2 separate regions of the Homo sapiens genome follow, and region 2 is linked to region 1. A link is a loop called in an ENCODE intact Hi-C map of the cell type or tissue named here. Cell type or tissue: Caco-2. All regions are shown on one strand. Each heading gives the region's core, and the rest is flanking DNA. Links, peaks and the distances in the headings are about the cores only. Region 1 overlaps ZFHX3 (zinc finger homeobox 3). Region 2 overlaps ZFHX3 (zinc finger homeobox 3).

Region 1 (2,908 bases), core at 173-2,672:
GGAGACGGGGTTTCACGGTGTTAGTCAGGATGCGATCTCCTGACCTCGTGATCTGCCCGCCTCGGCCTCCCAAAGTGCTGAGATTGTAGGCGTGAGCCACCGCGCCTGGCCTGGAGGAGCCATCTTTAGACCATGAGGAGGCAACAAGCGCTTGGTGAGAATGGCTACATGGAAACATAGAAGGAAAGTGGATGTCTGCTGACTCAGTGGAACCTTCACTTCTGCACCTGACTGCCCTCCTCCCAAGGCTGCTTATATAAGGAAAAATGAAACCTCTTTTTTTTTTTGAGACAGGGTCTCGCTGTGTTGCCCAGGGTAGACTCAAACTTCTGGGCTCCCAGTATCCTCCTGCCACGGCCTCCCAAAGTGCTGGCATTGCCGGCGTAAGCCACCACACCATGCCCTCCTAACTCATTAAAGCCACTTTGGAGTGTTTCTGTGATCTATAGCTGAGTGGTGTGAAACAAAAGAATAACCTTTTTTTCCCCCACCTTCTGCTGTCTTCATAGCCTGTGATACAGCTTCAAAAACAAGGACCAAGACCTACACACCACAACTGCTGGGGTCATCCAGTCCAACCTGGGACAGAAGTCCTGGACAGGAGAGGTGTCAGGTCTCTCTTCCTCTGAAAGGGGGCTGCCTAACCTGTTGATGCTGTGCTCCCATCAAGAAGCTCACAGAGAATGATATGGGCCAGTGTTTGTTCCGTTTTAGTGCTCATACAACTCTAGCTGAGATTAACCAAGAAAACTGCCCCTTACTGGCTCAGGGAACTCCCATAGAGAATTCCCATAGGGAACTCCCATAGGGAATTCCAAACTTACAGGCCAGTAAGGTGGCCTGGCCGCTCTTCCACCTGGAACACAGCTCACTGAATACGGCAGATACCTGCAGACTGGGGGCAGAAACTGGGCTCTGGATCCCTTTCCCAGCGGGGAGACCTGGCTTGGTTGTGAGCCCAGCCCTGCAGGGAGGCTGCAGATCCAACACAGCTCCTCTTGGAAGCCCTCTGTGCCAGGAGGCACAGCCCAGATGCCCCGGGAATCCCTGAGGGAAATTTCATAAAACATGTGACTATCTACACAGCCTGCTAGAGGCCAGATCATTGCTCACACGGCTAAGTTGAAGCCTCAGTGCAGTTTCTACTTCATTCAGGGAACTGGAGTTGCAGCTTTCACTAGAAGAGCTGCTTCTCCTTGATGAACAAACCATTCCGCCCATAAAAATGCTGTGGAAAGTACTGTAAACGCTAATGCAGCCAAAAACTTAAAGACTGGTATAGGGTTAACTGAACTGCCACGTTAAGTCAGGTGTAACGAGATGACAATGCTTTAATCCTGCTGCTTAAAGCGATGTCTAAAATGTGCAAGTCAAATTTCAAGCCTTTGTAAGAACATAATGGTAAAGATAATTTCATCATTATCAGGTGATGCAACAACCTGCCCGGTCCCAGGGCTGGAATTCCAAACAGTCACGCCTTTGCAGAGTTTTACAGCCCTGGAAGAGAGGGGAGGCCACAGTGAACACCTGTGATGATAACTCCAGCCCATGCCCCGGTGATTTTTGACAATTGAATTAATGTTGAAATGAGCTTATTTTTCTGTCCTAAAGGGAAAACGAGCCTAAAATCCTGTTAATCTAGCATCCTGGTTACTCAGTTTCACCATAATTTATAGGATAGTTTTTCTATCCAAAAACTAAGGCTATTTTTATCCCAACTTCGCCGCTTCATAAAACACACGTGCATGCATGCAACTTCAGAGGTTTTGGCCTAAAGCAAGTTTTCAAAATAACCGGGTTCAAATATTTCATTGAGATGGTAGGGGTGGAAGAATCTTATAGAAGCAAATTTTACTGTTCTCTGTAAATTCAGACTTCTTCAGCCACAGATGGCTCAGGGATCCAGTCTCGCTTGAGAAACATGATGGAATAAGCCCACAGTCAGAGCTTCTTCTCATTCAGTTTCATGAAAGCTCTGAGCTCCCACAAGTGTCTGCTGGAACTGGACAGGAAGCTTGCAAGATGCTGGCTACGATTCAGCGCAGTCACCGCCTTCCCCAGTCGGCCCACCATCCCCAGCCATCCAACCACTTCCTCCCCACGAGGCATCGCCCGTTGGAAAGTTTTATTAACCAAATGCTTGAGGGTTTCTGTATATTTATATTACCTCCTCTTCTCTCCTGTTCTACCCAGGCATGTTGAAAAAAAAAAAAGTTATGATATACTTTAATAAAAACAAAATTAAAATGATTAAACCTTTCATATCCTTTAGAGATAATCTCTCTTCTCCTGGCTGGTCCAATCTGGAAGAAAACAAATGTGAACCATAGCTTGCTGCTGCTTTTCAATTTTTTTCCCCCCTAAAGAAACAAACAGAAAAAGCCGCCTGTGGCCAGATTTTTAAAATAAATTAAATTTGTCCTCACACACGGCAGCCAGGTGTGGTTGAAACATTCTTTCCAGATATCTATGATATATGCCAACATCCTTCCCTCTGGGGGTCTTTCAACGTGAGCCTGACAATCCCAAGGGGAACAGAGACTTGGCGGGGGAGAAAGGGGGGTGATTCCAAAATAGTTATTGAAAAAGAATCACTATTTCCCAATTAGCCCTGTAATAATGCCTTACAGGAATGACTGGATGCCCTGCCCCTGCACGCCATCTACCAAAACCAAAAAATAGTCTACATTCCTGATTAAAGCAAAGCTCAGAGAAAACAGCCCGGTATGGCACAAATCTCCCCGGTCTTATGTGTTCTGAGGAAGTCTTCAGATCCGCCCAGGGTCTGGGCACAGGTCCGCAGGGAATCAAATGGCTGCAGAATTCGATCAGGCCTGTCTGTCCAAGGCCAGCTAGATATGGAAATCAGAAGTAGGTCATCAGCCCTCAAGAATCGGATAATGACCTC
Region 2 (2,908 bases), core at 297-2,796, 120 kb after region 1:
CCTGAACCTCTGTCCTCAGGAGAGGCGGCAAGTTCAGGGGGCATGGTAGCTTTCCCACGTGGACCAGACTTTCTGCCAACCTGAATTACACCCTAGACGTCTTCAAACTTCATTTCCTCTGCCACTGTGCTGCCCGATCCCCCAATGCATTCGGGGCTGTAGAGACTCTCTGGGTTGAATCCAGTTATAAAAACCAGGGTAGCAGCAGCCGAGTGCACTAATTCACCCTCCATTTCCTTCTCCAAACAATTAATATACTTAATAACTCCAGCCCCGACGACAGATTTCTCAGACACCCCTCTATTAACCTCTCCCCGCTACAAGCAGTGGGTCTCCACCAGAATTCTTCTGTTCCCTATCACTTAATCATTTTTTAATCCACAACAAGGACTTTGTGCCACACTGTGGTTTTGTTCTCTCTTAATCTTTTATAAGGGACCTTATCAAAAGCTTTTAGAAAATACAAGTGAATTTTGCCTACCAGGTCATCTTTATTATTTTAGAATTCTTTATGAAGAAATTATAGACTTTAACATTGTAAATGAATATTTAAGACTCAGCATTCACTTAGACATGCAAGTCTGGCTCAGGTTATATTTAAGTCGCTGTATTACTTCCACCTTCAGAAGGATTCTTGTCTGCCTCCTGGGATGGAATGACTTCCCCTCCCCAAGCCCCCAGGTGCCATTTCTGGGATTCCCCCAAGACTTTCTGGACCAGCTGAAATTGAGTCCATATTGAGTACCAATGGGACTTAGAGTGCATTAACAGAACCTCAAACCAAGGAACAAAAGTCATCGAGCCAAGGGGGCCTGGCTATGGCAGCCTATCCGACTCCTACCTCCTCTACCTTTCCCCAGGTGGATGGCAGGGAGCAGCAGGCTCCCCTGCCTCACAGCTGGCCCGCACATCTGCAGGGAGCCAATGACAGCTTCTTGATGTTGACATCACTTAGGCTGCCTCCTAACACTTGTTTGTTGTAGCTATTATTTCTAATTAGCACTTCTCAACAGAACCAGTGCTCAGCACCAAGGTTCCTCCTGACGGAACAATTAAAGAGGCACAAGGGGCGGGGGTGTTTCCTAAAATTATTCTCTTGGCAGGTTTCAAGGTAAATCATCTAGTCAAATGCACATCTCTTCAAGAGCTGCCTGTGGACAGGGTTGAAAAGCTGTAGCAATATTCCGGAACCCCTGTTTGAAAGCATTCCCATCAAGTTAAATGAAGGGTTAAGGTAATCCAATTACACCAATGTGTTTTCCTGATCACCAGGGGAATCCTCAGCCTTCCCCGTAATCTGCTCCTAACGCCCCATTTAGTCCAATGCTGCACTCCAATCACCAAAAATGTAGACAGGGTTCCCACTCCTACAGCCAGATGAGAGGTGCCTGCCCCTTCTCCAAAATGGGATGGTGAAATTAACACATTTCAGAAAATATTCTACAGAGTCCAGAGTCCAGGGCACGCTTTATCCTTGAGGAAAATAATAAATGTCGAGTCCTAATGGCATGTCAATTAAAGGGGTCACCATAAACAAGCTGTTCAAACTTTCCCCTCCACTCTTCGCCCGTGCCTCTCCAATCTGGGTGCCCTGGAGGACGGAACGGGAACTGCAGATCCAGGCACTCCATTATGGCAACCCAGCAAGCAGTTCAGCACGGACTTAATGAGCTCTTGGAAGGAAACAGGAAGTCTATAAAGTAATTTAAATAACTTCCAGTCCTGAAATAAAGGAAATTAAACCGCTGGCACAAACCTCTCTGATGGACACCTTCTTTGTCCCTCCGATCACAACTACAACTACAGCGGTCATATTGCTCTCCCCAAGACCAGGCCCCAAATTCCCCTAATATGAAACACAAAGGCTGTCAGTCCTCAGAGCTCTCCAAGCTCCTGCAGAGGCTTAAGCCATGGATGTGGCATGGTGTGCAGCAAGAACACGGGAATCCGCCCACAAACCCCGCGCTGGGTCCTGCCACTCCCTAGCTGCAAGACCTTGGGCCAATCATGCAACTTCACAGGGCCTCAGCGTTTCACCATCAACAAAGGAAAGCTCTGGGCCTGGCCAAATGACTTCTAAGATTATTAAGAGGGTCAAATGAGCACATATGAGAACAGCGCCAATTGAAAACACAAATAAACGTCGGTATTTTCCAGCTGCCCAGGGCCTTAGGCTCCAGAATTTCTCGATGTTCTGCTCAGGAGGCACTGTCCTATCTTGGTAATTATGAAGGCATATTCATACGTTCTTTTACTGCCAGGTGCGGTGGCTCACGTCTGTAATCCCAACACTTTGGGACACCAAGGCGGGTGGATCACCTGAGGTCAGGAGTTCCAGACCAGCCTGGCCAACACAGTAAAACCCTGTCTCTACTAAACACACACACACACACACACACACACACGAGCCGGGCATGGTGGCGGGCACCTGTAATCTCAGCTACTCAGGAGGCTCAGGCAGAAGAATCACTTGAACCTGGGAGGCTGAGATTGGAGTGAGCTGAGCTCGTGCCACTGCACTCCAGCCTGGTGACAGAGCAAGACTCCAACATAAAATAAATAAATTAATTAATTAATTCGTTCTTTTGCTTCTCCTAAGCCCCTCAGTGTAGATACTTATTTGCATGGACAATGATCAGTCCAACTAAGCATGATTTTCTTATCAGCAGAGACTGTGTCTTCTCATCTTCTGTAAACCAGTGTGCCCAGAGCCAGAGCACCAAGCAGCCAAGAAGCTGGTCCTCAATAAAGGGCTAGAATCTATAACCCATGCAGTTATCCAGACATCCTTAAGCACCAAAATGCTAACAACTATCCATCAACTCTCTACAAAAAGAGACAAACCTAATAACAAGATAAATTCCATAACTGGTTGTGAGCCTACAAGGCGGGGAGGGGCTGGGGGCGT

What was found. Peaks named below come from ENCODE experiments on the same cell type or tissue, not always from the same donor. Only the 100,000 strongest peaks of a DNase experiment are listed, where the experiment ranks them.
Region 2: it touches region 1 in a loop (6-fold over the local background); 4 of 110 quality-filtered maps call a loop at or near these places.

Annotation. Positions count from the first base shown.
Region 1 is chr16:72,874,391-72,877,298 of GRCh38, forward strand. All of the region lies in intron 4 of ZFHX3 (zinc finger homeobox 3), which reads right to left. It overlaps LOC124903715 (a long non-coding RNA gene), which reads left to right. Exons shown (of 2, transcript XR_007065111.1): 2 at 510-2,250. Among named protein-coding and RNA genes, the nearest start is that of ZFHX3, 170 kb to the right of the region's middle. RefSeq lists an enhancer at 2,654-2,908. In Caco-2, for the core only: no CTCF peak of the experiment used is centred there; DNase peaks (open chromatin) are centred at 1,082 and 1,471; H3K4me3 peaks cover 17 bases.
Region 2 is chr16:72,993,731-72,996,638 of GRCh38, forward strand. All of the region lies in intron 1 of ZFHX3 (zinc finger homeobox 3), which reads right to left. Among named protein-coding and RNA genes, the nearest start is that of ZFHX3, 53 kb to the right of the region's middle. In Caco-2, for the core only: a CTCF peak has its summit at 1,642; a DNase peak (open chromatin) is centred at 1,604.